Regions from separate parts of the Homo sapiens genome. Here regions 1, 2, 3, 4 and 5 are each linked to region 6. A link is a loop called in an ENCODE intact Hi-C map of the cell type or tissue named here. Cell type or tissue: PC-3. All regions are shown on one strand. Each heading gives the region's core, and the rest is flanking DNA. Links, peaks and the distances in the headings are about the cores only. Region 1 has its middle 60 kb from the start of TFAP2C. Region 2 has its middle 180 kb from the start of TFAP2C. Region 3 overlaps LOC105372683 (a long non-coding RNA gene). Region 4 has its middle 18 kb from the start of FAM209B. Region 5 holds the start of LOC105372683 (a long non-coding RNA gene). Region 6 holds the start of TFAP2C (transcription factor AP-2 gamma).

Region 1 (5,208 bases), core at 751-4,750, 59 kb after region 6:
GGGGTTCTGGCTTCAGTGCTGCGTCTTCTCTCCTCCATGAACAGAAATCCCCGAAGGTCAGCGGTCTTGAGTATAATCGTCTTCAGATATCTGAAGAGCCGGTGTGAACAGCCGTTCAACTCAATTGCCCCACTTTTCATCGAGCATTTCCTCTCTGCCTGCACGACTGAGGTCTTCTCTGATTTTTTTTAGTAATTCATATTGATTTATTTTATAAGTTCTATTGCTTCTATTGATAATTTCATTAATTAATAGAAAATTAAGATGAGGTCATTTTGGTAGCACAAATATTGAAATAGAGTTTTGAAATAGTATGATCAACTAATTTATCGTCGTCACCAGGACTTTTTGATAGTGAAACTGGGCTCTTTTACTAATTATGTGGGGAAAACAGGTATAAACGGAGACTGTCCCATGCAAACTGAAATATATCATCACTATTGAGAGATGACTTGCTCAAACCTTAACATCCCATTTATTTCCGAATTTGTTTTAATGATGGAAACAAGGGAGGGAATCTGAGTCACACAGGGAGTAGCTGCAAATGGTAACAGGTTTTTTTTTTTTATGCTTGCCTTTTTTATTTTTTGTTTTGAGATGGAGTCTTGCTCTGTCGCCCAGGCTGCAGTGCAGTGGCGTTATCTCAGCTCACTGCAGGCTCCGCCCCCCGAGGTTCACGCCATTCTCCTGCCTCAGCCTCCCAAGTAGCTGGGACTACAGGCGCCCCCCACCTCGCCCAGCCAATTTTTTGTATTTTTAGTAGAGACGGGGTTTCACCGTGTTAGCCAGGATGGTCTCGATCTCCTGACCGCGTGATCCGCCCGCTTCGGCCTCCCAAAGTGCTGGGATTACAGGCGTGAGCCACTGCGCCCGGCCCGAATTTGTTTTAATGATGGAAACAAGGGAGGGAATCTGAGTCACACAGGTAACAGGTTTTTTTTTTTTTTTTTTTTTTTTTTTTTTTTTTAATGCTTGCCTTATAATAGTAGTTCTCAATCTTAACTCACCCAGGGCCGGGTCTGGCAAACTACAAGGTCCAGCTGCAGTCTGTTTTTGTAAATAAAGCTTTATTGGAACACAGCTGTGGCCACTCATTTACCTTCTGTCTATGGCTGCTTTCGTGCAGCACAGGGATAGCTGATGAGCTGCACTGGAGACAGGACAGTTCACTTCTAGGATATTTAGTATCTGGCCCTTTATAGAAAACATTTTCTCTCTGAGCGTAGTGGCTCATGCCTGTAATCCCAGCACTTTGGGAGGCTGAGGTGGAAGAGTGACTTGAGCCCAGGAGTTTGAGACCAGCCTGGGCAATGTAGCAAGACACCCACCTCAATAGATACAATAGATAGATTATAGATGATACATTGATTAAATGTTTGCTGTCCCCCAACGTTGGGAATGTAAAGAAATTCCAGTGTCTTACTCCCAAGAGACTCTGATATAATTGCCCTGTGGGACAGCCTGAGCAGCACTGAGTCTTGCCGTGACATCCAGGCTGTAGTGCAGTGGCGCGATCTCGGCTCACTGCAACCTCTGCCTCCCGGGTTCGAGCAATTCTCCTACCTCAGCCTCCCAGGTAGCTGGGATTACAGGCTACCATGCCTGGCTAATTTTTGAATTTTTAGTAGAGACGGGGTTTCACCATGTTGGCGAGGCTGGTCTCAAAATCCTGACCTCAAGTGATCTGCCTGCCTCGGCCTCCCAAAGTGCTGGGATTACAGATGTGAGCCACTGCACCCGGCCAACACTGGCAGTTTTAACAGTGCCTTAGGCTGACAGCTGGGTACAATGGTGCATGCCTGTAACCCCAGCTACTAGGAGGCTGAGGCAGGAGGATCGCTTAAGCCTAGGAGTTTGAGGCTGCAGTGCACTGTGATTGTGCCTGTGAATAATCACAGCAACCTGGCGACAGAATGAGACCCTGTCTCAAAAAATAAGAGTGTCTTAGGTGATTCCACCACGGAGTCAGTGGTCAGCACTGAGAACCAGGATATTAAAGCCAAATTCGGCCAAAGGTAGTGTCTCAACATGTGCCCCCATACCATTCATTCTTTCCGTGTCAGGTAACACGTGGGTGATCTTCAGTGTTTTAAATCTGGGAGAGGGGACACATGGGTTTTAATTTTTGTTACATTTTGAAAATAGTTATAAGATTTACTTTAAAATAAAACTTGAGCTGGGCGTGGTGATGGGTGCCTGCATTCCCAGCTACTTGGGAGGCTGAGGCAGGAGGATCATTTGAGGTCAGGAGTTCTGGGCTGAAGTGTGTTAGCTATGCTGATCTGGTGTCCACACTAAGTTCAGCATCAAATATGTTGACCTCCCAGGAGCAGGTTGCCTAAAAGGAGGGGTGAACACGCCCAAGTTGGAAATGGTGCAGTTCAAAACTCCTGTGCTGATCAGTGGTGGGATGACGCCTGTGAATAGTCACTGTACTCCAGCCTGGGCAACATAGTCAGACCCCATCTCAAAAAAAAAAAAAAAACCAAAAAAAACAACCAGACAAACAGACAAAAAATTGAACTTGAATCGAAGACTTGGGGTGGACTTACCTGGTTTAGTCTCCGCATAGCCCTCTGGGGACTGGATTCCACTTTTCCTTTTACAGGTGAGGAAATGGAGCCCCTGTGGGGTTGAAGGACTTGCTCCAGGCTGCACAAAACCTCAGGCTGACTCTTTCCAAAGCAATGCTTGACTTCTTGGGAGGGTTTTTAATTTTTTTCCCCAACACCCTCCTTTCCTTGACAAGCTCCTGAATATCAGAGAAGGCCAGAGAGGATGGTGTCCTGTGTTCCTGAAGGCAGGAAGTGTTTATTGAGCCCCTACTAGCTGCAGAGCTAGGCATGAAACTGTCACAGTGAACAGAAAAGGGCCCTGCCTTATGGAGTTGGACGTCCACCGTGGCAGACAGGCCCCGCGGGGAGTTTGGGTGAAAAGTCGTTGAATGTCAGGCAAGCAGCGGCCCCGGTGCTGCTGACCTTGTCTGGGAGGATCAGGAAAGTTTCCTGGGGAAGAGGCAGGGAGATCTGAGCTGAAACATGGAGGATGAGGCTGTGGCTGCCTGTCTTTAGTGCATGGAAGAGAATTCCTGGCAGAGGGAATAGCACGTGTGAGGACCCAGCTGGGGAGTCCAGGGCTGGCACCTGGAGAGCTCTGGGAGGGGCTCTAGGTGGAGCTGGAGAGGGCAGAAGTGGGAGGGAGGAGGGAGGCAGGTTCCGCACCACCCCCAGGGGGTTAAATTAGACTGGTGAGTCAAGATTCCAAGAAGACGAATGGCTCTCCTGCCAGAATTTTAGGCAACTCCACATTCCAAGACAGCCCACAGCTTCCTCTAACAGCCACGCTGTTCCCAGCCCTGGTGGAGGAGGCAGGAGCCGGCCACTAGCTGGGACACTAGGTGAGAGGTTAGGCCTCAGGTTGGCATCTGGGTCGGATGACAGAGTCGGGTGGAGGAGTCCAAGACACTGGAGACCCTCAGGCCCAGGCTCAGGGTTCCCAGTCCTGCACCTGTTACCTGTCTGCATTTGCGTCCTTGGGAAACAAACTTTGAATCAGAGATTTATGTGCAGGCAGTTTAGTGGGGCGTTTTCTCAAGAGCTGCACCTGTGAGGGAGGGTAAGCAGCTGGGCTGCAGTGCTGAGGTCTCGGCTCTTCCTCATGGGAACTCTGAGCCAGGTGGGCGCTTAAGAGATGTTCCCAATCAATCAAGGCCAAAACTTATCTACCAGTCATCAGACGCAAGCTGTCCCTCAGGGAAGGGGCCACGGGATCAGATGAGGCAACTCTGAGGCTGAGGGCAATTCCTGGGGAGTTGCTTGGCTGTGAGCTGCCAGCTCCCGCTCCCAGCAGCCACAGGAATGGAGTGTCCTGGTCTGGAAGGGTGGATCTGCAACCACAGCATCCACTACAGCAGCTGTGTGACCTGGAGCACACAGCCTAACCTCTCTGAGCTTCCTTTAGGACCACAGCATCCGCTACAGCAGATGTGTGACCTGGAGCACATGGCCTAACCTCTCTGAGCTTCCTTTATGCAAAATGCAGTCACTGGGCTGTTGGAAGGATTCAGAATATTGCATATAAAGCACCTGGCCCCAGTCTTGAGCTCCAGGAAGCACCCAGGAAGTGTTTGTTTAGTTGAAAGGATCAGTGAATGTGTTGCTTCATAATGAGAATGAGTCTGAGAACCCCCTTTCTGGTGAAAAGATCACGGGCCCAGGAGTCAGGAGAGAGTGGTCGCTTCCAGCAGTAACTGGTTGTGTGACAGAAGTATGATAAGACCGTAGGCTTTACATTTAGCTCTCTGGGCGTTAAATTCTTTATCTTGTAAACAGGGATAATGACACCTGTGCCACCTTCTCCTAGGCTATCTCCTCCTCGGTGTTGGGAAACTGAATGGAGATCGTGCGATGGGAGGTGAAAGCTTTGAAAGGGAAAAGATATCATCAGTTTCTACAGGTGGGGTGGGCGTGGCAGCAGGTGGCAGAGCAGGAAGTGGCCTAGGTGAGCCAGAACCCTGGTCAGGCGTGAGTGCAGCCCTGCACCCACATAAGCTCACACGTTTGCACAGGCTCCCTGGCACATGCATGCCCCTGCATGCATGTACACACAATCATGTGTACCCCAGTAATGCACCCACTCACAACCACCAGAGCAAAACAAAGACAAGGAGTGGAGCTGTCTGTGGTGCACCTGGGGCCCCAGCTCCCCTCCCAGCCCATGACTACACTGTGGAGGGCTGAGGAATGGGGTTGCTGAGAAGGAGCCCAGGCTGGGGGCCATGTGCATGCGGGTCAGGCTGGCAAAGCCGTCTGCCTGCCTCTTGTTTTAGGCTGCCAGGCTGGGCAAAGGCCACGTGCTCGGTGGAAGAGCCCAAGCCAATGTAAATGGGCCCCTTTGGAAGTAGGGCTCATCTGGAGAGCAAGCAAGCAAAACAAGCTTAGCTTTTCATTTAGGGACCGTCACAGAAAACTCGGAAATGCACCAAAGAGTTAATGGTATTTGGCGCTGATCAGTGGCATTGAGGGTGCTTTCTATTTCCGTCCCTTTGATTCCACTCATTTTTCTATGTCAACATGCATTAGCATTGAATGATTATCAGGATCGTCAGTGTGGGTTGGCTGAAGATATTTGTTGATGGTGTTTGTCCAGCTCCTTTCCCTGCCCCCAGCGCCTCAGTGGCCCTCCTGTGCTCTGAGCGGTTCTGCTAGG
Region 2 (5,208 bases), core at 407-4,406, 170 kb after region 6:
GGGAGTTTATCTCTTCAGCTACAAATGTCTTTCATTTCTCCGGAAAGAAATGAAAACACACACTGCCATGTAATGATGTTTACCGAAAAAAACAATCTCCCTGTAAAATCAACAGACAAAACCTGTATAAAATGGATCATTCAGCGGCTTCCTTGCAAACTCTACACCTTAATCCCTGCCACCAGCCTGTGCACCTTGAGCTCTTTGGCATTTTGTTTGTTTTACTTTCTTGAAAGCGCATGAGTGGAAAGAGGCATGTCCACAATTGTGTGGGTGAGCAGCGAGGAGACATTCTCCAAATAGCTCATCAGAGCATCCATCAATAGACGTTTTTCTCCTCGGCTCATGGCAGCGAATCAAATATTTAAATGTGATTTTTAGACTTAAAGGCACATGAAGCAATTTGTTTGACGAAGGAGGGAGTGGGTTGGAAAACTCTGCTCTGATGATGGGGAGAATTTTCTGCAGGGCTGAAGCTAACTCACCTGTGACACATGTTGCCTACAAATTGGGGTGCCCCTATCATGTAACAAAGGCCCCTTTGTGGAGGGGGTCAAGGCTGCACCCCATCAGTGGGCTCGGGGGCTGTAGTCTCCTTGGCGACAAGTCCTTTGCCCTGACAACGTCCACCTCCCGGGGATGTTCCCCACGGCAGCTTTTTGAGTTGAGTGCTGACAACTCCGATTTGCCAGCGAAGGGGGAAAAAATCAAAAATGATTCATCCGCCTGCTCAGCGTAGTGGGAAAGGGACTGACGGGGCCTTCAGCCGCTCGGCATCTCACCGTGGCAGAGGGAAATGCTAACAGGAGCAGACAACCACGGTGGAACTGGGGGTTGGGGGCACAGGAGCAGGAGAACGGAACACGAGAGGATCTGAGAGGGGCACGCCAAGTGGGTTCAGGCAAGAGACCCCGAGAGGCTCGTTTCGCCAAAGCATCACCTTGGGAGCCCCGCACCTGCCTCGTCTGGGCCAGTGCTCCCCGAGGTTGGTGGTCCTATGAGAGCTGCCGTTCTTAGGCTGGGACTGGTAGCCCCAATGTAATTTGGTACCCAGGTGGACATTTTTATTACAAAAATGCATAGTAGTGAAAACACAACTAGCATCCAAAAATTATGCTTTCAGGTGCTATTTTTTTTTTAGTAGAAATAACGACAATCCTTACCCGGGAAGCAGTCATTATTGCTGGCCAGGCCATGTTCCAAGTGATAAGCACAAGCCTCTGTTTTTATGGATGGGCGAATGCATACAGGTCTAAGACTCCAGTGGTTGGCCGGGCATGGTGGCTCACGCCTGTAATCCCAGCACTTTGGGAGGCCGAGGTGGGCGGATCACTTGAGCTCAGGAGTTGGAGACCAGCCTGGCTAACATGGCGAAATCCCATCTCTACAAAAAATACAAAAATTAGCTGGGCCTGGTGGTGCACGCCTGTAATCTCAGCTACTTAGGAGGCTGAGACACTCGAGAATCACTTGAACCCGGGAGGTGGAGGTTGCAGTGAGCCGAGATCGCGCCACTGCACTCCAGCCTGTGTGACAGAGCAAGACTCCTTCTCAAAAAGAAAAGAAAAAAAAAGACTCTAAAGAGTCCCATGAAAAGTTACCAACATTCCCATGTTACAGATGAGAAAGCCACCGATGCCAAAGAAATTACATCAATTTCTCCACACTCATCGTCCCAGGTGTTGATTTGTTGATTTTTATAAACCAATCATAACCAGTTCAGCCTTTTTTTTTTTTTTTTTTTTTTGAGACGGAGTCTCGCTCTATCGCCCAGGCTGGAGTGCGGTGGCACGATCTCGGCTCACGGCAAACTCCGCCTCCCGGGTTCGCGCCATTCTCCTGCCTCACCCTCCTGAGTAGCTGGGACTACAGGCGCCGCCACCACGCCCGGCTGATGTTTTGTATTCTTAGTAGAGATGGGGTTTCACCGTGTTAGCCAGGACGGTCTTGATCTCCTGACCTCGTGATCCGCCCGCCTCGGCCTTCCAAGATGGTCTCGATCTCCTGACCTCGTGATCTGCCCACCTTGGCCTTCCAGGATGGTCTCGATCTCCTGACCTCATGATCCGCCCCCGCCTCGGCCTCCCAAAGTGCTGGGATTACAGGCGAGAGCCACCGCGCCCGGCCAGTTCAGCCTTCTTCTCCCTCCACACGCCATCCGGGGGGTGCTCAGTGGAGACCTGTTGACTCACAGCTCTGTCAACTCATGAGCCCCGTGTGTTTCCCGTCCTTTTTCTTGGGCCGACTGTATGACTTGGCTTATGTAAACCCGGCTCATCAAAATCGTAACAGATGTCTATCCCACAGCAAGGCTCACGTTCCCTCTTCCAGAAAAGCCTGCTTTTCTACATTTAGGAAATGGTGACGCAGGTAAAACACAGCAATTTGATCAGTCATGGTTTAGAAAGCATTTCACCTTCTGTGGGGTCAATTCCAAGGCAACAGGCAAGCTTGGGAATGTGTGCAGTCCCAGGCAAGGCGTCTGCGTGAACAGGGGAGCCCCCACCGTCAAGCTGCTGCCTTTAGCATCTCGCATTCCTAGCTCTCAGCTCCCCGCAGGACAAAAGGCTGCTTTCCTTCCCTGCCTCTGAGGTTAACAATCGGCCCATTCACACTCCCGACCTGTCTGGTAGCTGCTGGAAAACAGGTCCGTGCAACACAAGCAGGCACAATCCTCACACAAACATTTCCCCGCATTCTCGCACTGCCAATGCACTCAGCACACATCCACATACTCACACACAGACGCTTACACACATACACACACCCTTATGGTTATTGATGCACACCCAGACACACTCTCACATGCAAGCACACACTCTCATACACTTTTATACACAAACACAGTCTCACACAACACTCTCCCTCTACACACACACACACCCAGAAAATGCGAACTCACACACACACGCACACACATGCTTTCTCACACACATACACTTGCTTCTTCTGGGCCAGTGTTCCCCAAGGTTGGTGGGACTCGTGCACACACACTCTCACACACATGCTCATGCACTCACACACAGACACAGTCACACACACACACAGACACAGACACACTCTCATTCCTATGCACATGCACACACACTCCCCTCACACACTCACAGGCACACACTCCCTCCCCCCACACACTCACACACACACTCCCTCCCCCCACACTCACACACAGACACACTCACAGACACACTGCCTCCCGCACACACTCACACACAGACACATTCACAGACACACACTCCAACCCCGACACACTCACACACAGACACACTCACACACTCCGATCCCTACACACACACAGACACTCACAGATACTCCCTCCCCCACACACAGACACACTCACTCCCCCCCACAGACACACTCACAGACACACACTTCCTCCCCCTCACACACACAGACACACTCACACACACTCTGACCTCGACACACACTGAAAACCCTGGTAGGGACCAGGTGTGGATATGCAGATTTCATGGTCCAAGCTGAGGAAAACCTTGTAAATTGATGGTCAGTGAATTAATCAAAAAGCCTCTACTGGGCACCAGGCTGCAGGCTCCATGCTGGGGCCTGGGGAGCCCAAATCAGGAGAGAGGCGGTGGTGAGGCAGCTGGGCACAGACCGATGGATCAGGACCCACATCCCTCCAATCTCCAAGGACCTGGAGTCTCTTCTCAGCCTCAGTTTCCCCAGGTATAGTGACTCAATCCCCTCACTTCCTTCCTTTCTGTGGTGCCAAGGGGCTCGACACCCCTGGGCAGGGAGATGGGTGCCTTCTGATCCATGGTGAAGCCTTGCCTGGCTTGCTCTGGGAGAGGCAAGCAGGTAGCCAGCGCCTCAGAGGCACAGGGCCTTTGCAGCAGTGGCGCCACATGCCGGCAGCCTCCCCCAGGGTGAGGTGGCCTATTATACACACTGGCTCTGGGGCCAGGTGAGTGGCCTGTGTTCAAATCCTGCCTCTGCCACTTATAAGCTCAGCAGCCTTAGGCAAAATGCTGGGCCTCTCTGCAGCCGTCTTACTTGCAGGGCACGGATGATGCTGGCTCACCCGTTCCTCGGGAGAGTGAGTGAGTGAGTTCACAGAGAGCCCTGGGGACAGCGGGGGCTCAGCTCAGCACCCTGCCTCCTGCCTCAGGTTGGACCTTGTCCCTGGCTACCTCCTTCTCCCCCCAGCATGGCCCCTTATCTGGCCCTCCTTCCTCAGAGAGGCCTGCCCGGGCCACCTGGCGAGTGTAGCTTGGTCCCTGTGGCCTCATAGTACCCTCCTTTTTTTTTTTTTTTTTTTGAGACTGGCGTTGCTCTGTAGCCCAGGCTGGAGTGGAGGGGCACCACCATACTTCGCTGCAGCCTCAACCTCCCCAGGCTCAAGTGATCCTCCCACCTCGGCCTCCCGAGTCACTGGGACTGCAGGTGCACACCATCACACTCTGCTAATTTTCACATTTTTTGTAGCAATGGGATGTTGCCATGTTGCCCAGACTGGTCTCAAACTCCTGGGCTCAAGTGATTCTCCTGTTTCGGCCTCCCATAGTGCTGGGATTGCAGGGGTGAGCCACTGTGACTGGCCTCTCATAGCATCCTCTTTACCTCCTTGGCTGAGCTCGTCACAACTTACAACTTGATATTTATTCCTCTAGCCTTTTCCTTCCCCACTAGACTGTAAGGTCCGTGAGAGCAGGTCTGTCTGTTCCCCATGGTGTCTCCCCGGAGCCCAGCAGCGTGTTGGCCCACAGAAGGCACTGAGTACTTTCGTGCTGAAGAAGCTTCCAATAACCCTGACAGATGGAGAAGCAAATCCTGCTGTGTAGACCAAGAGGGGGAGGGGCTGCAGAGGCAGGGGGATTGGGGGTAAGACTGGATATTAGGAGACAGTGAGGAGAGGCAGTCACGCCCCGCCGGACAGCCGCCCACTTGCAGGGCACAGGCGGCATAAAGCAGTTTATTCAGGGAGCCCCAGGCCCACCAGGACAGCTGATCAAGGCAGGGACACGGCCAGCCACTGCGTTTTTGACACGACTTGCTGGCTCAGCCCTGGAGAACGTAATTATAAACCCCAACTCCACGAGGAGGAGGAGTTTCAGCCTCTTTTTCCCTGAGTATTTTGTGGAGCCCAAGGCCCAGGCCCGTGAGCCAACTCCCTGCAGGGTGGCTGAGCAGGCGCGGGTTTCTTTTCACCTTGCTCATTAGAGGATTAACAGTGAAGAAAAAAGCCATAAG
Region 3 (5,208 bases), core at 541-4,540, 360 kb after region 6:
TATCAATAATAGACAATCAGTGTACCTAGTAACTACCTGAAGCACACAGAGAAATCAAAAAGGATTCATTAGAGAAGGAAAACTTGCCAAGCAGGTAGGAATCTGATTTACAATTGCTTTTTTTAAAAAAAGACACCTATGGTGGAGCTTTCTTGACTAATTTTCTTCCTTGCATTATTCTTGATACACAGAGAAGCCAAACCAGTGATTCATCCATGACTCAGTCATAAATAAAGTGGCAAGTGGGATGCTGACTGACTTTGGCACCTGAATTCTAAGGTGCTACAGAAGTGTGGATTTTTATCAACAAACTAACACAGAGTTGAGGTTTTCAACTCCACTACTATGAGCCCTGGGACTTCCAAAGAGATGTCTCTCGGTCTTTCTTGGGGAGGAGTAAAGGTGAGGGTTGCTTTCTCCTTCAATTCAGCTTGAAACAACTCTGCTTTTTGTTCAAAAATTTATACACACATATGTGTAGTCTTTGTACATGAAAATGTAAAGAAGAAAATAAAATTGGTACAGATTAAGCCCAAGACAACTCCTACTTTCATTAATATAATTGCACGAGGTTAGCATGGTAGGTGTTCTGATGAATATGCTCCACCTCCATTCCACCCTCCCTCTAGCATCCCTGCTTGTAAGGCAGAGGCTATAAAGATGAAAATCATATTTCCTGGACTCTTTTGCAGCTAGATTTCTGGATGTGAATTAGATTCTGCTAAATGGATGTACCTGTGTGGAATTTGGAAGGTGAGGCAGGTGCCATTGTCCTGCCCCTTTTGGATGTGAGAGATGGGGTTTACTGCAGCTGCAACCCCCTGTGCATTTTCCAGCTTGTTCATTGTTGAGAAGCAGGTACGGTCATGTGCTCTCGAACTCTGTGGTTCTATTGGCAACCTCAGAGTTTGTAGCCCCATGCAAGGCCAGTTCTGCATGCTATGGGAGTCTTTCTTGGAAGAACACATTGGATTCCAGTCCCCAAAGCTCCCAGTGGTCTTGCAAGCACCGTGTTTCTTACATTAAACCCTGGAATGTTTTCTATTTCTTGCTTTGAAACTTGACTGATATGATTAAATAATTAAACATTACAGAAATAAACAAAAAGTAAAAGCTTCCCTCCCTATCCCAATTCCAATTTTTCTTTGTAACATATTTATTATTTCAGAAAACTTTTCTTTGAAAACCTCTTTATAGATAAGTGCATATATTGTTAAAATATGTTGTTATATATGTAAAATACATATATGTATTATATTATGTAATATTACTCAAAAAAGTCATAATATAGCTATGGTCTTGCATATTGATTTTTTAAATTACAAATCTTTTTGAACCTCAATGAGAACCCCTCACCAGAATGACTAAAAAAAGAAAAAACCTGACACTAGTAAGTGTTGACAAGGACCGGGAGCAATAAGAACTCTCATACATTGCTGGTGTGAGAATTGTAAATTAGTTGGACCACTTTGTAAAACTGATTGGCAGTTTTCATTAAAGTTAAATATACACCTATCCACTGCCTCAGCAGCTTGTCCACAAAAAGACTCATACAAGAATGTTCAGAGCAGCTTTACTATATTAGTCAAAAAGTAGAAACAACCCAAATGTCCCATATGTAAATGAATAACAAATTGTGTTATAACCTATAATAGAATGTTACATAGCAATGAAAAGGAACAAAGCACTCATGTATACATAACATGGATGAATTTCAAGAACATTATGCTAAGTGAAAGAAGCCAAGTATAAGAGAACGCACACCATGTGATTCCTTTTCTGTGAAGTTCAAGAACAGGCAGAACTACTCAACAGCCCCCAAAGTCAGAAGAATGGTTCCTTTGTGTGGGGAGAGGGCGTGACTGATTCTAAAGAGCACAGGGAGCCCTCTCAAGTGACGGGAATGTTCCATCTCGATCTTGATGGTTACACGGGTGTAGACACATGGAAAAATTACTCAAGCTGTGTACTTAAGACTAGCACACTTTCCTAACTAAAAGGTTATCTTTTTGTATCAGCACATTTACATCTGATTCCTTCTGTCGACTATCTGCAGAGATTTCTAGTGCACAAAGTTCCATGTTTTAACCACTGCCCTGTGTATGGACTTAATAGGTCGTCTTCAGCATTTTTGCCATCGCAGATGATGCTATGATGAGCATCCCTGGACATACCTCTTGTGATTCCACCGCAAGTATCCGTAGGGTAAATTCCTAGAAGAGAAATTGGTGGGTCAGAGGGAATGTGGCTCTTGATGTTTCACAGACATTGCCCAATTGCTCTCCAAAAATCTTGCAGCAAACATGCACTCCCGTGAACACCACAGTCATGAGAGTGCTGGTTTTTCCCACACTCTCCCCAGCACTGGAGATTATCAACTTTCACAATGTTTGCCGATCTGATAAGTAAAAGAAAATTATCTTTTTTTTTTTTTTTAATTAGAAGCTGCTCTATCTTTATCCATTTCTCATATTGGGTTTCTGCATCTGATTTTGTTTTTTTAAAAGGAACAAATTTGTTTTATTCGTTGCTAAATAAAACAAATTAAAATTTAAGACTAGAATAAAGGAAAGATCACATTTCTTGAGATTTAACAGCCAAAGGAAGAACAGAATTTCTCTCCGGTGGGTCGTTTCTGTAACACTGAGGCTGGGAGACCCCGTGGACGCCCAACTCACAGCTCATGGGGCCAATTCTGGCTTTGGGCACGATGTTTCAACTTTCTGTGCCTCAGTTTCTTCACCCGTGAAGCGGAGGGAATAACAGTGTTATTATTGCTGTGACAGTCGTTTGAGCTGTGACTCATGCAGGGCTCAGACCGCGCCTGGTCTTATCTCTGCTTCTGCCATTGCCGACATCAGCGTGAGTTGTTATAGAGGCTTCCCCTGTGGGCTTGAGTTTCTGTTTTTCTAAAATGAGGCTGCGGAGTGAGATCCCTTCCAGCTCTCCCGCTCTCCTGATTTCCTGTCCCGTGGCCCCGTGAAGACGTTGCTTCCCTGCCCTGGGCACTATGTCCCAGCTTCCTGAGGTCACCCAGACACCAACGTACCACCCAGGCTGTGCTGCCTCCGCCTTCTCCTAAAGGCGGCCACACTCAGTTGCCTGGCCACAAAGCGATGAAGCTTTTTCCAGAACCTCGGGATCCCTGGAGAGAGCATTTCCCTTGGCTTCAGCTGCAGCCCCTCTTTCTAGATGGAGTGAGCTCCATCGCGGGGGTCCCCCAGGGGGACAGATACCTTCCTGTTCCCTCTGCCCAAGGGCCCACGCTCAGAGCACTGCCTCCCACACTGTCCCTCTGCAGATCAACCGAGGCTTTGACTCCAACAGAGAGTGGATTCTAATTTAGTCTTGGCTGGGACCCCTTTCCCGCAAAAAGATATCTGACCTGATGTCTTGCCAAGTCTCTACCCTCCTCGGCTTACATCATGGAAACTGTCTCTTTTACTTCATGGAATTCAAGAACACTTTCTTCCTTCTGGGTCTGAATCTGAAGCCAGTCACGAAGGGAAGGCACTAATTTCTCTAATTGAAAAATCCTCTCCTCCAGATTGTAATGGCCCCGGACAAAAGGATCAGATCATTTGAAAGACAAATACTCTCTAAGTAAGTTTCCACATTGTTAATATTTCTTGCCTCTCTGGCCCCCACTTTCCTATTTCAAGGCCTCTCTCTAGTCCTGGTTGTGTTCGCTGGAGCCCAGAACCTAACCTGGCTTTTTTTCCCATTAAATAATCAATTATAGACTCACATCAGGCTGGGCACAGTGGCTCACACCTATAATCCCAGCACTTTGGGAGGCTGATGTGGGGCGGATCACCTGAGGTCAGCAGTTCGAGACAAGCCTGGCCAACATAAGGAAACCTCGTCTCTAACTAAAAATACAAAAATTATCCTGACATGGTCGTGGGCACCTGTAATCACACCTACTAGGGAGGCTGAGGCTGGAGAACAGCTTGATCCCGGGAGGTGGAGGTTGTAGTGAGCCGAGATTGCACCACTGTACTCTAGCCTGGGCGACAGAGCAAGACTCTGTCTCAAAGATAAAAAAAAAAAGACTCACATCAAAGCGAGGTTGATGAGGAGGACAGCAGGGAAAGACGTGCACTTGCTTATTAGTTGTTCATTTTGATGGCTCTTTTCATCTTCACTTTGAGGGCTGGGAAGGCACAACATGTTAGGTTTGATGGGGCTATTGTCAAATAAAATGCAAGGCATCGAGACGCACACTCATAAAAAGAAAAGTGATTTCCATCGGTTAACCTGAACATTGATTCACTTCATAGCTTGGAAGTTTGCTGTGTCAGGGTCCTGCTAATGTTGAATTCTAAGCCTGCATGCAAAAGTTTGCAAAACCCCTTCTTTTTGCATAGTTCAGGCGGATATACAGGTAGGTGGATATCAACAGCAGCTGAGACATGGTGAGGATGTAACTATGTGTCAGGCATGAGCTAAGCATTTGACTCACATCATCTCACTGAAACCTCACACCCACCCTGGAAAGAATGCTACTTCCACTAACTTCAGTCTACAGAAAAATGAGAGTTAGTGAGGCTTATTAATAAGAAGTTCAAGGTCACACAGGAAACCTGAGCAGAGCCATGACTGAGGCTCGGTCTGTCTGGGCCTCCAACCTCCCTGTTCCAGGGCTTCTAGATCTCTACACTATTGACATTTGAGGCTGGGGTAATTGTGTGTGGGGGGGGCGGGGGGGCGCGTAGGGGCTGTTCTATGCATTGTAGATGTTTAAAAGCATCCCTGGCCTCTACCCACAAGATGCCAGTGGCACCCGTTCCCCAGATGTGACAGCTAAAAATGTCAGACATTGCCAAGTGTCCACTGGGGGACAACATGACTTCTGGTCAAGAACCAGTGTGTTCAGTCTTTTCAGTGTCTCTGTTCTCTTCCTGCCACCCACGTGCACGTTAGGGCATGCTCCTTGGGACCCTCTACAGACTGTGGAAGCTACTTGGGAGGCAACCACTCCTGTAATCACTGAGCTTCTGAAACTGACCCTCCACCTGATGGGCCAGGGTATCTCAGTTCCAAGAAACCTGCTACTCCGCCTGCAGTCATCAAGAAGCTACTGTGCACGAGTGGTTTCCAGAAGTTACAGAAATGGACGAGACATAGCCTTCCCTCACCACCAAGAGTGGAGGTTAGAATCTAGTGCCCCACAGCCAAATCTGGCTTAGGAGTGTGTTCACCATC
Region 4 (5,208 bases), core at 424-4,423, 80 kb before region 6:
TTTCTTGGAGAATGGTGTTTAGAAGCCAGGACCTGGTTACTGGGTGTGCTTGTTGCTATTGGGCTGCTATTGCTCTTAGGCCATCTTGTAGGAAATATAAATGGGTGTATGAAGCCTCTCCCCGAACACAGCTATGGTTCTGCATCTGTCTGGGTGTATGAATGTGAAATACCATGATTCTATGCTGACCTCTCCATTCTAGAAAGACACTTCAGGTTCATTCCAGCCATCCTCCTTCCCCTTCTTTACAGCTTCTTTCTCCAGCAGCAGGAAACCTGGCTTTCATGATCTATATTTACTTATATGTTTGATATAGTTTGGATCTGTGTCCCCGCTGAAATCTCATATTGAAGTGTAATCCCCCATGTTGGAGGTAGGGCATGGTGGGAGGTGATTGGATCATGGGGGTGGATTTCTCATGAATGGTTTGGCACCATCCCCTTGGTGCTGTTCTCATGACAGTGAGTGAGTTCTTGTGAGATCTGGTTGTTTAAAAGTGTGTGGCATCTCCCCTCACCCCCTTGCTCCTCCTCTGGCCATGTGACGTAGCTGCCCCTCCTTTGCCTTCCACCGTGACTGTAAGTTTCCTGAGGCCTTCCTAGAAGCCCAGCAGATGCCAGCACCATGCTTCCTGTACAGCCTGCAGAACTGTGAGCCAATTAAGCCTCTTTTCTTTACAAATTACCCAGTGTCAGGTATTTCTTTATAGCAATCCTAATATAGTGTTCAATTCTAGTACACATACAAAGAGTTGCAAACCCATAGCCCATTAAGAACATATGTATTAACTAGATTGCACATTTGGGGACAGCTCATTTCATCTTGAGCCTCACAGTATCCAGTCACGATGTTATCTTCTAAAGTTACTCAGTGTGGCTGGGCATGGTAGCTCACACCTGTAACCCCAGCACATTGGGAGGCCAAGGTGGGGGTGGATCACTTGAGGTCAGAGTTCGAGACCAGCCTGACCAACATGGTGAAACCCCATCTCTACTAAAAACACAAAAATTACCCAGGCATGGTGGCACGCACCTGTAATCCCAGATACTCAGGAGGCTGAGGCAGCAGAATCACTTGAACCCGAAAGGTGAAGGTTGCAGTGAGCCGAGATCGTGCCACTGCACTCCAGCCTGGGTGACAGAGCGAGACTCAGTTTCAAACCAAAAAAAAACCCAAAGTTACTTAATGCGTTTTTCCTTCCCTGGCCCCTTTAGGTGGTTGTGTTACTTATTTGTTGTTTGTAGTTTTGTGTGTTTTTTAGAGACACTGTCTTGCTCTGTTGCCCATGCTGGGGTGCAGAGGTATGATTATAGTTCACTGCAGCCTTGACCTCCCGGGCTCAAGCTATCCTCTTACCTCGGCCTCCTGAGTAGCTGGAACTACAGGTGTGCAACACCACGCCTGGCTATTTTTTTTTTTTTTTATTTTTTGTAGAGATGGGGTCTCATTTCATTTGTTATTTGTTAGGTTCATTTGTTAGTGTTTGTATTTCATTTTGGGTTCCTTTTGGATATGGCATGAACAGTAGATACTATGGGCCTGCCACGGTGGCTCACGCCTGTAATCCCAGCACTTTGGGAGGCCGAGGTGGGTGGATCACCTGAGGTCAGGAGTTCAAGACCAGACTGGCCAACATGGTGAAACTCTGTCTCTACTAAAAATACAAAATTTCGCTAGGCATGGTGGCACACGCCTTTAATCCCAGCTACTTAAGATGCTGAGGCACAAGGATTGCTTGATCCTGGGAGGCAGAGGTTGCAGTGAGCCAAGATCTCACCACTGCACTTCAGCCTGGGCAACAGAGTGAGACTCCATCTCAAAAAAAAAAAAAAAAAAAAAGAGTAGACACTATGGATATTCTTTTGGACTTTGCTCTTTTTCGCTTGGCAGTGTGTCCACAGGTTACTACTCCATGTCAGCTCACAGAGGTCTTTCTCTTCTTTTTTTCCAGTTGTACAGAACTTCATTGTGTGAACGTGCCATAGTTTACACAGCTGTGCTCTCAGATATGAACACGCAGGGAGCATCCAAACATTTGAAATGACAAACAACAGTGCAGGGCCTAACCTTGTGCCTGTGTATTTTGGTATTGCTGAAGCTGTAATTTCAGGGTAGATACCTAGAAGAGTGATCGTAGGTTAGAAAGGTAAGTGCATATGCAGTTGTGTTAGGTATTGCCAAATTTCCCTTTAAAAGGATTGTGCCAATTTGTATTCTCACAAGAGATGCTAGTACAAGTGTTGAGACTGATGTGTGGCTAGATGGCTGGAGAGCTGGCTGACATCTCACCCCGCAGCATCAATGTTAGAACCGGTGCTTACGCGGCTTGCAGTTACTAGAGAGAGCCACTAGATGGCAGATACAGCCCATCACAGACAACAGTGAGCACACCTTTTTCCAGATTTTGCTTCAGGGGCCTTTGATAACAATTGTGTAAGTTGAAGTAATAGAATGTTTCTAAATGACTAATAGCACAACAACTAGCTGTTTTGTAGGTTGTTTTTTGTTTTTTTGAGACAGTCTCGCTCTCTTGTGCAGGCTGGAGTGCAGTAGCTTGATCTTGGCTCACTGCAGCCTCTACCTAACCTCCGAGTCCAAGTGATCCTCCTGCCTCAGCCTCCCGAGTAGCTGGACTACAGGCACATGCCACCATGCCCAGCTAATTTTATTAATTTTTTGTAGAGACAGGGTTTCACTATGTTGCCCAGGCTGGTCTCAAACTCCTGGCCTCAAGTGATCCTCCTGTCTCGGCCTCCCAAAGTGCTGGGATTACAGGCATGAGCCACCACTCAGGCCACAACTAGCATTTGTAATACTAGTAGGAACAGTAACATTATTTTTATTAGCAAGTAACATTTTTCATTTGATTATTCATTCATACAGTAAGTGTATATTTGTTCTATGTGCTGTTATAGGCACTGGGATGAAGAGATTTAAAAACAAACACAACCATCAGCCTGCATAGAGCTTTCATTCTCCTGGGGGAGAGAGACAGTAAGGAAATACAAAAGCCAAATACATAGTCTATTGGGGAGCGTAGGTGCTATGGAGAAAGCACAGAAGGGGAATAGGGTGTGTGTGCGTGCCTGTGTGCACATATATGTGCATGCGTGCATGTGTGTGTGTGTGTGTGTGTGTATGTGGTGAGCAGGGTAGTTAGTTTACAACCTTAAACAATGTGATCAGGGAAGGGCTCACTGAGAAGCAGCTGACTGAGAGAGGAAGCTGTAAGGACAAGCTGGGAGGGGAGGGTGTACGGCAGGAGGAATGGGCCAGCAGAGAGCCCGCAGCAGGAGCAGCCTGGCATGATGGAGGTGCCAGTGCAGGGAGAGAAGGCGCGAGCAGCGTTGGAGCGGGGTGTGGACCTTGGAGACCCTGTAGGCTACTGAAAGGACTTTGGATTTGTCCCCGTGAGAAAGGAGAGCCATGGGAGAGTAAATCAAATCCCTCAGAAGCCCAGAAAGCAGCTGTCCTCAGCTCACTCCTCTCACCGCAGATCACCCATTCACCAGGTACTTACTGATGGCTACCATGGGCCAGATGTGATCCCAGGATTTGATCGTGAGAGGAGCTTGTGTCAGAGTGTGTGAACCAGAGCAACTCCATCTTAAACAGGAGCTGGGTAAAATGAGGCTGAAACCTACTGGGCTGCATTCCCAGATGGTGAAGGCATTCTAAGTCACAGGATGAGATAGGAGGTCAGCACAAAATACAGGTCATAAAGACCTTGCTGATAAAACAGGTTGCAGTAAAGGAGCCAGCCAAAACCCACCAAAACCAAAATAGCAAAAAGAGTGACCTCTGGTCATCCTCACTGCTACACTCCCACCAGCACCATGACAGTTTACAAATGCCATGGCAACGTCAGGAAGTTACCCTATAGGGTCTAAAAGGGGGAGGCATGAATAATCCACCCCTTGTTTAGCATATCATCAAGAAATAACCATGAAAATGCACAACCAGCAGCCCTCGGGCCTGCTCTGTCTATGGAGTAGCCATTCTTTATTCCTTTACTTTCCTAATAAATTTGCTTTCACTTTACTCTATGGACTCACCCTGAATTCTTTCTTGCACGAGATCCAAGAACCCTCTCTGGGGGTCTGGATCAGGACCCCTTTCCTGTAACACTTGGACTCTGGACCCAGCGGGCTCTGACAATCTGGGAGTGGCGGGCAACAAGCCTTCCTTCCCAGAAAGGGCACACGTGCAGTCAGGTAGGGCTGTGTACCACTCTGAAATGGACCAGAAGGTCTGTGGAGGCCATTGGCAGAAAACTAGCCTGTGCAGGGTGCCCTTCAGGGGGTCCTCAGGCTCTGATCATGTTTGAGCTACTTAACAGTTCTGTAGGCTGGGCGCAGTGGCTCATGTCTGTAATCCCAGCACTTTGGGAGGCGGAGGTGGGCAGATAACCTGAGGTCAGAAGTTTAAGACCAGCCTGGCCAACATGGTGAAACCCCATCTCTACTAAAAATACAAAAACTAGCCAGGTGTGGTGGCAGGCACCTGCAATCCTAACCACTCAGGAGGCTGAGGCAGGAGAATCACTTGAATCAGGGAGGTGGAGGTTGCAGTGAACTTAGATCACGCCACTGCCCTCTGGCCTGGGTGACAGAGTGAGACTTTATCTCAAAAATAAAAAAGAAAAGAAAAAAAGGGAACAGAAACTGTGTGACTTGGACAGTGGGCACAACTTTGGGTTCCCCACCCTGCCCATTCAGCCTGGTCTCAGCCCACCTACCTTGCCAGACATCCATTTGTTCTCTAAATATTAACTGACTCCCATGAGCCAAGCAGGCTCTCAGCACTGAGCATGCAGAGGTAATAGAATCCTATGAGTTGTCAGCCTCTTAGAGGCTGTTAGACAACGGGGAGCAGACAACAGCAATGACACGGGAATATACAATAGCATGTCAGGAGAAGATCAGCCTAGAAAGAAGGATGCACCAGGAGGAGGGGCTCCTGGGCTTCATGGTCAGGGAAGACCTTTAAGAGGACACTTTGGAACAGAGCATGCACAGAAAGTACAAAGGTCCTGAGCCCCGCTCCTGCCTACCAAGGGTACACGCTGCCCTTAATTACACATTCATTACCATTGCGACTGGGTTTCTGACTCACAGCATTAAAGGAGAAGCTTCGGGAGGGCACAACCCACCACCATCGGGTCTCCACTGCCAAGCCTAGGCAATGCCTGGCTCACAGTAAATGCTT
Region 5 (5,208 bases), core at 571-4,570, 340 kb after region 6:
GCACAGAAACAAGAGGTCCAAACTCTCACCTCCAAGGTAAACCCTTCTGATTTTAAAGGTTTGTGGGAATGCCAGCATCACTGAGCAGCCCCAATCCTCAAAGAACACTCGATAATGATTTATGGTTGTGGCTTTACCAACCAGGCACGGCAGGAGTGAGAATATTCATGCTGATGCTTATTCGTGATCTGCGCTAGGTGAATTACAGGCATGGTCAGGTGTCAGCCCAGAGACAGGCCCACTGTGGAGTAGGTGACACATGCCGAGGCCCTCTTATTTGCCCAGAGGTGCACAGTTAAGTAGTGAAGGCAGAATCCAAATGCAGATCCATCTGCTCCACTGTCCTGGGTCTGTTTTGTTTGTTTGTTTGTTTGTTTGTTTGTTTTTTGAAACGGAGTCTTGCTCTGTCACCCAGGCTGAAGTGCAGTAGTACGATCTCAGCTTACTGCAACCTTCGCCTCCCAGGTTCAAGCTATTCTCCCACCTCAGCCTCCCGAGTAGCTGAGATTATAGGCACGTGACACCATACCTGGCTAATTTTTTCAGAGATGGGGTTTCACCATGTTGGCCAGGCTGGTCTTGAACTCCTGACCTCAGGAGATCTGCCTGCCTTGGCCTCCCAACATACTGGGATTATAGGCATGAGCCACTGTACCTGTCCTGGATCTGTTTTTAAAGCAAAACCTGGCGTCTCCCACCTTCAGCTGGCCGCTGGAGCACTTCAGACTCCATCTGGGGAGCGGAGTGCCTTCCAGGCACTTTCCCTCTGCCCCAGGCTGGCAGCACAGGGTCCCACTCGCCATTTGGGGCCCCAGAAGGCAGAGGGGCCCGGGGTGAGTCTGAGTCTGCTCCCTTTGCAGTGAAGGCAGACTCCAGGGAGCTGGCCTTTCAAATGCAGAAAACAATTGTCCTGCCTTCCAAGCAAATGACAGGGGCTCATTTTGGAATCTTCCAGTTGCTCCTTTCCCCACTTCAGATCTGGGACTGCTTTTTCCAGCCTCTGCAGAAGGCAGGCCTAGCAGGCACCCTCAAACAGACTTCTAAGTGGGACTTTCAGTGCCAGGCGAGGTGTCACCCAGGACCCCCCACCCATAGGCTGAGGGAAAGAACAGTGCCAGATGACACCATACCTGCCACCTGCATCCCCTCCCGGGTGTGACCCTGGGCAAGTTACATGGCTTCCCCTGCAGTCTCAGCACTGTCTTCCTTACTGGCTGGTGAGGAGGGTCCCATGGAAACTGGCTCCTGGCAAATGCTCCGCTAAACAGAAAACGGGAGATAGGCGTGGGGGTGGGGGCACAGGTGCCAACGTGGTGCCTTCAATTTGCTTCCCCCCTCCATTTTGGGCTTTTCTTGGTTTGTTAGTGACTAATGGGACTTGGGCAAACTCTCAGGCGCATCCAAAGGAGAAGCCGTACTTGGAAATCAGACTCTATCCCCTTGAGTCAGATGAGGATGAGAGACTTGATCTCATTTCTGCCAAGGCCACAGGGCTGGATCCTGAGAACTCAGCATGACTTGGACCTCCCGAGGCCTCTGGGTGAGTGATAGGGCTCTGGAATCTGAAGTCCCAAAGCTCAGTGGGCAGAATGGCCTTGGCCCTGAAGCTCAGTGTTTTCCCTCCTTTTCTCTCCAAGGATCAAAAGCCAGTGACTTTCAAACCCGACCAGATCCCAGGTGTCCTTGGAGATTTCTCAGGACTGCCCCCGGGATGGAAAAGCCTCCTTCCACCTTTTGTGGCCTCAGTTTCCATGTCCTTGAGATTTCAGCAGGGACAGCGCCAGGATCCTTAACTAGGAGACACGTTGTAGACATACCTAGGGGGAGGCCTGGGCATCCGTCTTAAAGCTGCATTTATTTGCAAAATAAGCTCAGTGTTTTTATTTGTAGGATAAGCTAAGTAGATTATGTAAAATCTCCACGTCTCCCATCCATATTGCCAGTGTTGTGTGGTTCTGGGTATGATTGCACCCTGAAAAAAAGTGTTCTATGCCGAGGAATGAAAATTAAAACCCACAAATCTAACCTCTCGAGTGCACGCACGCACGGTAGTCACTTAGCGCCTCCCATGAGCCAGAGCTTTCATTTCCCATCCAACTCTGGAAGTGCTGCTTTTCTTGTTATCCCCACTTGCAGATGCAGAAACGGAAGCTCTGAGGGATGGCCTCGCCCAGCACACACCTTTGCAGAATTTGCTTTCAAAGCCAGGTCTCTACTACCATCTCCAGCACGCTGCTGAGCCTCTATGTGCATTAGAAAGTAAAATCACAGATGAATTTCTCAGCCATCTCAACGCGCCCCATCTCAACGCGCCCCATCTCACATTCATTATCATTTGCTTTGAAGGATTTTTTTCTTTTTGAACAGAAGGGGCACCTGGCTTTCCTACTCTGATTTGCAGATGTGTGTTGAAGGAATGGAGAGAGTAGATTTTGCAGTTATTCCCTCTGGGCCCTCCGACCTTCTTGGAGACCTGTCATGCAGGGTTAGCAAAGCCATTTCAACACACTACTGTGGTGTGGACAACCAACACAGACTTTGCTGCCCCGGAACAGCTCCCCACTGCCACCTCCACCCCAATTCTCTAGCTTTTAAAGCCTTTCACTTGGCAGGAAAACGCTGCCCCCTTCTGGCTTAAATGGACAGGCACGTCCAGGGCAAGGATTCAGATTCCTGTGAACGTCATTCAATGTGAATAATAGGCGCACTGAAGACCAAAGGATAAATCGGGGTAAACGGGGCAGGGCAAGACAATGCCGCTGGGCGGAGATGAAGATTTTGCGATACCCTCTTCACTTAACGAGATTCATGCAGTCCCTTCGGGGCAACAATAGCATTGCCACCAGTTGCACAACCCAAGATGTTGCTGACAGACTGTCCTCTGTGGAAGAGGTTATAAAAGCATCTATGATTTCAGAAGGGGCAATAACTCCAATAACTAACACAGTCTCCAGGGGTGACTCTCAAGCCGTGAAAGTCAGGACAGCGGCAGGAAGCCCCACACCGCCAGCAGGGATCCTTGGCTGCCAGTGGAAGCTGGGCTTGGCTTTGTGTGGGTTCTGCGCTCCTTCGCCCAGTTTCAAAACCTCCCGCACCTGTGTCTTTCTCCATGCAAATGAGCCCAACAGGAAAAACAGGCGCCTGTGGAGGTTTCACAACAACCTAGAAGCTGTCCCATGCCAGATCTCTGTCGGTGAGAAAATGTGTGTGGATGCTGACTTCTAGAAGACTCCAAAGCGCTTGTCTTCCCCACTCCCCATTTCCAAAGGCTGAGACTCCTCTGCACTCCGAGTTTCCTCCCACGCTTCGTCTGAAGAGTGGGTTTTGGGGAGTGAAGGATAGAAAATATCTGAAGACTCTTCCCTATGACTTAAGACATGAATTTTCTTCTCAAGTCTTGAACTAAAGTCAGAAAGTGTTTGCAAGAAATGTTCTTCTAGGTCCCACATCCACGGGACCAGATGATGCCTGGGTGAGCATGTTTTTTATGTATTTATTTATTTTTGAGATGGAGTCTCTCTCTGTCACCAGGCTGCAGTGCAGTGGCGTGACCTTGGCTCACTGCAACCTCCACCTCCCAGGTTCAAGTGATTCTCCTGCCTCAGCCTCCCAAGTAGCTGGGACTATAGGCGCCTGCCACCACGCTCAGCTAATTTTTGTATTTTTAGTAGAGACGGGGTTTCACCACATTGGCCAGGATCATCTTGATCTCTTGACCTCATGATCTGCCTGCCTCGGCCTCCCAAAGTGCTGGGATTACAGGCATCAGCCACCACACCCAGCTGGGTGAGCATGTTAAAGATCCCACAGGGAAGGAGCATGAGGGTCAGATGGGGGGAACATGGGGACCAGTTGGAGATGGAAAATGAGGGGTCAGATGGGGAAGGAACAGGAGGAGGTTAAATGGAAGAGGAACATGAAGGTTCAGATGGAGGAGGAATATGGAGACACAGATGGGGAGGAATGTGGGGGTCAGATGAGGGAGGAACAGGAGATCAGATAGGGGAGGAACGGGAGGAAGTCAGATGGAGAAGGAGCATAGAGGGTCAGATGGGGAGGAACAGAGGTCAGATGAGGGAGGAACATGGGCATCAGATGGGGAAGGAACAGGAGGAGGTCAGATGGGGGAGAGCATGGAGGCTCAGATGAGGGAGGAGCATGGAGGGTCAGATGGGAGAGGAACAGGAGGAGGTCAGATGGAGGAGGAGTATGGAGGCTCAGATCGGGGAGAAGCATGGAGGGTCAGATGGGGTAAGAACAGAGGAGGTCAGATGGAGGAGGAACTTGGGAATCAGATAGGGGAGGAACAGGAGGAGGTCAGATGTGGGAGGAGCATGGGGGTCAGATAAGGGAGGAGCACGGAGGGGCAGACAAGTCTGCTCTTCTGGCCTAGCTTGGGCTCCAGAGACTGGCATCCCCCCGGGCGGGTTGGCCTAGTGTGTGTCTCTGCTCTCCTTGTTCTTTGTAGCCTGTTTTTGTCCCACCAGCCTGTGAGCACCGTGTGACTGGGACCCGCCTCCCACATGAGTGTATCCCCAGCACCAAGCCAGGGCCTGGCACACAGCAGAGCCCAGCACGTCTTTGTTGCACGAGTGTGGGAAAGTGGCCAGCATCCAGGAGAGGAAGGGCCTGGCATGTTCAGCCCCTTCCCCTAACTGGGTCTTGATCACTATCCTGTAAAAGGAGGGAAATGGCCACGGTTTTCTCGGCCATCGGCTGGCTGGACTGTGCATTCTCTGGGGTGCCGTAAAGTCCTGTTCTGGGGCATTGCCCTGCATGATCAGCCTCCATCATTTTCCTCCCTGAAGTGGGAGGCAAATGCCAGCCCCCAGAGGGCAGGAACCCAGCACTTCCTGAGCGACATGTGGAGCCCCAGACCCCAGCTCATTCCGTCCCCCATGACAGGTGTGTGGACACTGTGGGGCTCCTGTGTCTTCACAGGAGTGATTATCCAGTGACCAGATCCCCACCAGGGGTAAGCAGGGAAACTGAGGCCTACAGCCCAGAGATTCTGGACTACCCAGGCCTTTGTCATGGAAATCACCCATTGTGCCCCTTTTGTGTGCTGGGCACAGTGCTGGACCCAGAGCTCACTAGAGTGAGCCGAGCCCCTGTGCCTGTCGGCCTGCCTTACAGTCCGGTGGGGGAGACAGAGATTAAAGGAATATTTGTACAAATAATTCATCCCAGCGGTTGAAAGTTCTCCTG
Region 6 (5,208 bases), core at 409-4,408:
AGAGTCATGTCTACTGCAGGTGCGGACACCGTACTGATAGGCATTGATTATTGCAAAATCGTATTCAGTATCAAATAGAAATAGTCTTGTCCTCTAATCCCCACAGAATGTTTAAATCCAGCCCAGGGAGCCAGTTGGGGCGTCCCAACAAATACGCCCTCGAGAATTAGCGATGTTCCCCTTACAATGAAAGTCAATTGCTGCATAATAACTGGGCCAAAGAATTTCGTTAGTTTAAATTTTAAAAATTAGTATTGCACTTTGCTTTCAAGTTTGGGTGGCAAGTACCGAAGGGGAGAGGGAAGCAGCGTTTGTGTGGAAGGAAGTTTCGTTTTCTGTCTAAACATGTGGGACCTGGGTGTCTACCTCTCCAGTCGAGAGCTCTCTGCAGGCTCTCTCCCAACTTCCTGCACCTCCTCACCCTCACCTTACCCGTGGCGCTCGGGTTTTATTCCTGCCCGGCGCTTCTTTCCCAGGGCGAGTAGAGGCTTCTGAGTGACCGGCCCGCCAGAGGCAGCTGCAGAGCCGGCGTTCCGCAGGGCAGGGCAGGGCCGGGCCGCTGGGCTGGTCCAGTGCGCGCGGGTTCCCCCTGGCCTCAGCCAGCCGCGGGAGATGCCACTTCGGGCGACAGCGGCGAGACGCCGCTGTCCGCAACTCCTGGGCGGGTAGGACCGTCTGCTGCCTCTGCGGCCCTTGGGGCAGACTCCCCAGGAGTCCCTTCCTCTCTCCTCCCGCCCGGGGGCCGGGACCGCGCTGTGCCCACGGAGGGAACTGGGCGTCTCTGGCGCACTGGGGCTCCAGCTGCATGATCCCAGCTCAGACCTTAAGCCTCAGTGGGGTGTAGGTGGGATGGGATGTGTTTTTAGGAGATGAGGAGACCCCGGTTGTTGAGTCGCTCCCCAAATGCGCAGTTTCTTAACTCCAGGTGACATCCGTCTTTTGGAGGAACGAGTGAAGGCCGTTTAGGCGAAAGAGGGGTGGGTTTCAGTATTTGGATCCCTTCCCCCAGCTCTGCCAATCTCAGGTGTGTTTACGGTGGAGGTGACAGAAGGAAGGCGCGTCGGGGGACCCAGGCCTCGCAGGTCTTCGGCTGTCAACGAGGCACCGCCCACTGACTCCGCGCTTCGTCCCTCACAGCGTGGGGCTCGGCGCTGCGCCAGGCCCGGGTGCGGGGCGGAGCTAGGCTGGGACTGGCTGGGGGCCGCCCCGCCCGGCGCCTGGGCCTCCGCGCCGGCCCCCGGGGAGGAGTTATGATAATTTCCTTCTCATTAAGGCGCTCGGGTCCCCCGGCTATCGCCAGGACACACTGTTCGGGCGCGGCTTTCCCCGTCCGCGGAGCGGTCTTGACACTCGCGGCGGCAGCATCTACGCTCGCAGAGCCGCCGATGCGTGTCCAGTGACCCGGACAGCAAGGCCCGCGCGCGGCGGGGGCGGCGGCAGACGCCTGGTCACCGTGACCCCGATTTTGGATTTACCGCTTGGGGGCTGGGGGGATCCTGGATTTAACTGGCGACTGTTTTGGGGGACGCCGGACGCCATGTTGTGGAAAATAACCGATAATGTCAAGTACGAAGAGGACTGCGAGGTGAGCTGGGGCTCCGGGGTGCAGCCCCGCCCCGCCGAGGACAGTCCGGGAGGCAGGGGCCACTGGACCGAGGTCGGGGACGAGGGCATAGGAGCCCTGGCCTCTCGGTGGGACGGGATCCACTTCTCCGGACACCCCTTAGTCCATTTCTGCGGGGCCCCTTTCCTGTATAGGGCCTTTTCCTAAATAGCCTCCCCTCGGGAACGAGGCCTGGAAAGAGAATGGCAAATCCCACCCACACAGCTTACCGGGCGCTTTCCTAAGCGGCAAACAGCCCTGCTTCCCGTTTTCTCGGAAAAGTGCCCCGTCTGCAACCCTCAGACGTGGCTTTTACGCACGAAGTCTCTGTCCAAAGGGGTCAGATGAGGCTACCTGCTAGCGACACCTTGGCGGACACTCCTCCAAGGCCGGCTTGTCACCTGCCCCGCTACCTCCTCGGGGAAGCACGAAAACAACCGAAGTTTGGCTTTCAAAAGAAGTGGGGGCTGGGGAGTGGTGGTGGGGGTGCCCGAGGCCAGATGGGGCCGTAAGAGCTCGCGAGTGCTCCAGCCTGTCGGACAGGTTGAGCTAGAGTTTCGGAGAGTGGGAGGGAAGAAGGAGGCGGCGAGCGGGAAGAGGAAGAAGACGCAGGCAGCGCTAGGCGAGCTCAGGGGCGCCGGGAGCGCGGAGCTCGGGCTACGGACTCGCGGGAGTTCACTGCGCCTCCGGGCCCTGGAGGGCTGCCCCTGCCCGCAGGCCCGGGCGCTTCCGCCAGGAGGCGACAGCGCCATGTTCCTCCAGGTTCCCGGCGCCCCGAGACCCCTGGGCAGATGGGGACGCATCCTTTAGAAACTGAGTCGGGCCGCCCAGGGGCGAGGGAACGTGCGCGGGCAAGGCTGCCCAATTTCCAGGGTTCTTCATGCCCCCTCTGCGCCCCGACGTGCGAGAACACTGCCCTTGGCAGTGCAGGGCGCCCCCACTTATTACTCCCCTCGGCTGGGCCCGGCCAGCAGGGAGGGCCGCCCTGTGCGCGCGCTCCCTCTTCACTTCCCAGGGCGGCGCAGGGTGGCGGGCCCTGCTTTCCGAGCGCCGCCCGCTCGGAGGTCTTTGTCCCGAGGGCGTGGAAGGGAGGGTCCCGGGGGCGGGGGAGGTGCGCATTTCCCGCGCCGCGCACTCTATCCGCGCCTGCCGCGCTGCCACCTCCAGCAGTCCCTGCGTCATGGGCGGGCTCCACGAGATAGCTCTGCACCGGGCGTCCGGCTCCTTCGCCCCGGGCTCTGGCTCCTTCGCCCCGGGCTCCGGCCACGGACTTTTCTGGCCCAAGACCCAGGGTTCGGACTTGGCGCCTCCAAGCGCCTCGGGCTTGGGAGCAGCGCCTAGACCTTCGCCGCCGGGCTTTGAGAACTCGTTCCCCCAGGTCTTTCACCAGACTCTCCTCCCTCCCCGCACTCTTTGCTTACAACGAAATCCTCGGGGCGCATTGCCCCCGGGTACCTTCCGACCCTGGGCAAGCCCCGCCGGGCGGGGTGCGGTTGGTCCCCCGGGGCCCTCTGCGTAGCCCGGCGATGCCGGCCAGTTCGCAGTAGCGGGGTTTCGCACTAACGGGGTCTCCTGTTTTTTTTTTTCCCTCCAGGATCGCCACGACGGGAGCAGCAATGGGAATCCGCGGGTCCCCCACCTCTCCTCCGCCGGGCAGCACCTCTACAGCCCCGCGCCACCCCTCTCCCACACTGGAGTCGCCGAATATCAGCCGCCACCCTACTTTCCCCCTCCCTACCAGCAGCTGGCCTACTCCCAGTCGGCCGACCCCTACTCGCATCTGGGGGAAGCGTACGCCGCCGCCATCAACCCCCTGCACCAGCCGGCGCCCACAGGCAGCCAGCAGCAGGCCTGGCCCGGCCGCCAGAGCCAGGAGGGAGCGGGGCTGCCCTCGCACCACGGGCGCCCGGCCGGCCTACTGCCCCACCTCTCCGGGCTGGAGGCGGGCGCGGTGAGCGCCCGCAGGGATGCCTACCGCCGCTCCGACCTGCTGCTGCCCCACGCACACGCCCTGGATGCCGCGGGCCTGGCCGAGAACCTGGGGCTCCACGACATGCCTCACCAGATGGACGAGGTGCAGGTGAGCGGCGCTGCGGCTCCTGACCGGACCTGTTCACCCTACGGCCTTCTGCCCCCACCCCGCACTCCTCTAGGCTCCCCCGAACTTAAGGGAATTTTGTCCTCTCTCCCCCAGAATGTCGACGACCAGCACCTGTTGCTGCACGATCAGACAGTCATTCGCAAAGGTAAATAGCAAGGTGGCATCGTCTAACTCTGGTCACACGATCTGGGCTTGTGAAGTTGACTGGCAAGGTTGGGGGTATTTGGTGGCCAGCGTGGGACATTTGTGGTAGAAGGGACTGAAAGGGATTCATGGAAGCTAGATTTTAGGAGTGACAGAAAGGGATTTCCCTCCGACCTCCTAGGAGCTGTCTCTTCATCTCCGGAGTTGTTACTGCCTAGTTTTTTTTCTTGGAAAAATGTCCATGAATTCCAGTGGGTGTTTCACAATGTGAGAGAAAGTCTTCCAGAGCGAGTGAACACTGATTTAACTTGAAAAACAACAAGAAAAAAGTCACAGGCACACCTTCGTTGAGTGGTTGGTTCTGTAACAATTTTAATTGTTGAATAAGTTGTGATTTTATTTTTGATTTCAAACACGTGTATGGAAAACCTCCTTAATTCTGACCTGCAAGAAAAGTTTTGAAGCAATTTGGCCTACCAAATGAATACCTGTAAAAGGAACAGAGCTTGGAATGATCTGTCAGAGGGAGAGTTTTGCAGGATGGGGAGGAGGGGATTTGGAAAATTGGATTACTTGGTGAGTGAGTGGTTTATGAAATTAAGTTACTTAACTGACAGGATTACCAGGATTACCATTTTGACTGTTTTGGGAAATAGAGTAGGCCTAAATTGAAGGTAGTTTTGGCCTGTTACTTGAACTGCTTAAATGGATTGAGGATGGAGGAAAAATGGATTTTAAAGAAAAACTCAGAAAAGACTACAAATTTTCAGTAAACTTAGAACGTATTAGTTTGGATGATTAAATTTACTGTGATCAACTGCACTGAAAAATTTTGGAAAGAATCTTAATGTGTCCTATGATTTTGGTTGTTCTTGAGGGGAAAAAACTCACCGTTTATTTAGTATTGAAGCAGTCTTCTGAAAACAAATGTTCTAATTAAATAGTTTTCAGCAGCTGCTAGGAAAAAAAAAAAAAGAAACCCTCCAAGCTTTGGATCTTCACTAATTAACTTCCCAAGGTGTTAACTTGTGAATTTCAGATTAGATTTGTCTCTGAAGTAGGGGGCTTTTTTAAAAAGTCAGCCATGGCCAGGTGCAGTGGCTGACACCTCTAATCCCAGCACTTTGGGAGGCCAAGGTGGGCAGATCACTTGAGGTCAGGAGTTTGAGACCAGCCTGGCTAACATGGTGAAACTCCATCTCTACTAAAAATACAAAAAATTAGCTGGATGTAGTGGTGGGCACCTGCTGGAGAATTACTTGAGCCCGCAAGCTGAGGCTGCAGTGAGCAGAGATCACACCACTGCACTCCAGCCTGGGCCACAGAGTGAGACTCTTATTATTTTTTTTTTTTAAATAAA

The links. Hi-C counts contacts between places; a loop is a spot of excess contacts. Peaks named below come from ENCODE experiments on the same cell type or tissue, not always from the same donor. Only the 100,000 strongest peaks of a DNase experiment are listed, where the experiment ranks them.
Region 1: it touches region 6 in a loop (5-fold over the local background); 3 of 110 quality-filtered maps call a loop at or near these places.
Region 2: a loop joins it to region 6, with 8 times the contacts of the local background. A loop is called at or near these places in 4 of 110 quality-filtered maps.
Region 3: it touches region 6 in a loop (4-fold over the local background); 12 of 110 quality-filtered maps call a loop at or near these places.
Region 4: a loop joins it to region 6, with 7 times the contacts of the local background. A loop is called at or near these places in 8 of 110 quality-filtered maps.
Region 5: a loop joins it to region 6, with 10 times the contacts of the local background. A loop is called at or near these places in 12 of 110 quality-filtered maps.

The regions. Positions count from the first base shown.
Region 1 is chr20:56,686,226-56,691,433 of GRCh38, forward strand. It overlaps the pseudogene RN7SL170P. Among named protein-coding and RNA genes, the nearest start is that of TFAP2C, 60 kb to the left of the region's middle. RefSeq lists an enhancer at 4,066-4,661. In PC-3, for the core only: CTCF peaks have their summits at 2,632 and 2,831; DNase peaks (open chromatin) are centred at 3,296 and 3,796; H3K4me3 peaks cover 451 bases; H3K27ac peaks cover 1,879 bases.
Region 2 is chr20:56,802,255-56,807,462 of GRCh38, forward strand. No RefSeq gene overlaps it. Among named protein-coding and RNA genes, the nearest start is that of TFAP2C, 180 kb to the left of the region's middle. RefSeq lists a silencer at 2,379-2,673 and enhancers at 2,387-3,258, 4,511-5,141, 5,142-5,208. In PC-3, for the core only: no CTCF peak of the experiment used is centred there; a DNase peak (open chromatin) is centred at 2,367; H3K4me3 peaks cover 519 bases; H3K27ac peaks cover 3,405 bases.
Region 3 is chr20:56,985,269-56,990,476 of GRCh38, forward strand. LOC105372683 (a long non-coding RNA gene) reads left to right here. Exons shown (of 4, transcript XR_936898.3): 3 at 1-94; 4 at 192-536. Among named protein-coding and RNA genes, the nearest start is that of BMP7-AS1, 230 kb to the right of the region's middle. In PC-3, for the core only: no CTCF peak of the experiment used is centred there; DNase peaks (open chromatin) are centred at 1,883, 2,223, 2,893 and 4,473; H3K4me3 peaks cover 1,102 bases; H3K27ac peaks cover 2,451 bases.
Region 4 is chr20:56,548,450-56,553,657 of GRCh38, forward strand. No RefSeq gene overlaps it. Among named protein-coding and RNA genes, the nearest start is that of FAM209B, 18 kb to the left of the region's middle. In PC-3, for the core only: a CTCF peak has its summit at 2,348 (motif pointing right); a DNase peak (open chromatin) is centred at 2,362.
Region 5 is chr20:56,971,951-56,977,158 of GRCh38, forward strand. LOC105372683 (a long non-coding RNA gene) reads left to right here and starts at 2,685. Exons shown (of 4, transcript XR_936898.3): 1 at 2,685-3,472. In PC-3, for the core only: CTCF peaks have their summits at 2,626 (motif pointing left) and 2,835; a DNase peak (open chromatin) is centred at 2,661; H3K4me3 peaks cover 784 bases.
Region 6 is chr20:56,628,008-56,633,215 of GRCh38, forward strand. It overlaps TFAP2C (transcription factor AP-2 gamma), which reads left to right and starts at 1,299. Exons shown (of 7, transcript NM_003222.4): 1 at 1,299-1,585; 2 at 3,198-3,683; 3 at 3,798-3,849. The coding sequence starts at 1,538. RefSeq lists silencers at 1,210-1,269, 1,326-1,620. In PC-3, for the core only: CTCF peaks have their summits at 594, 2,372 (motif pointing right), 2,579 (motif pointing right) and 3,533; DNase peaks (open chromatin) are centred at 1,224, 2,174 and 2,704; H3K4me3 peaks cover 4,000 bases; H3K27ac peaks cover 3,125 bases.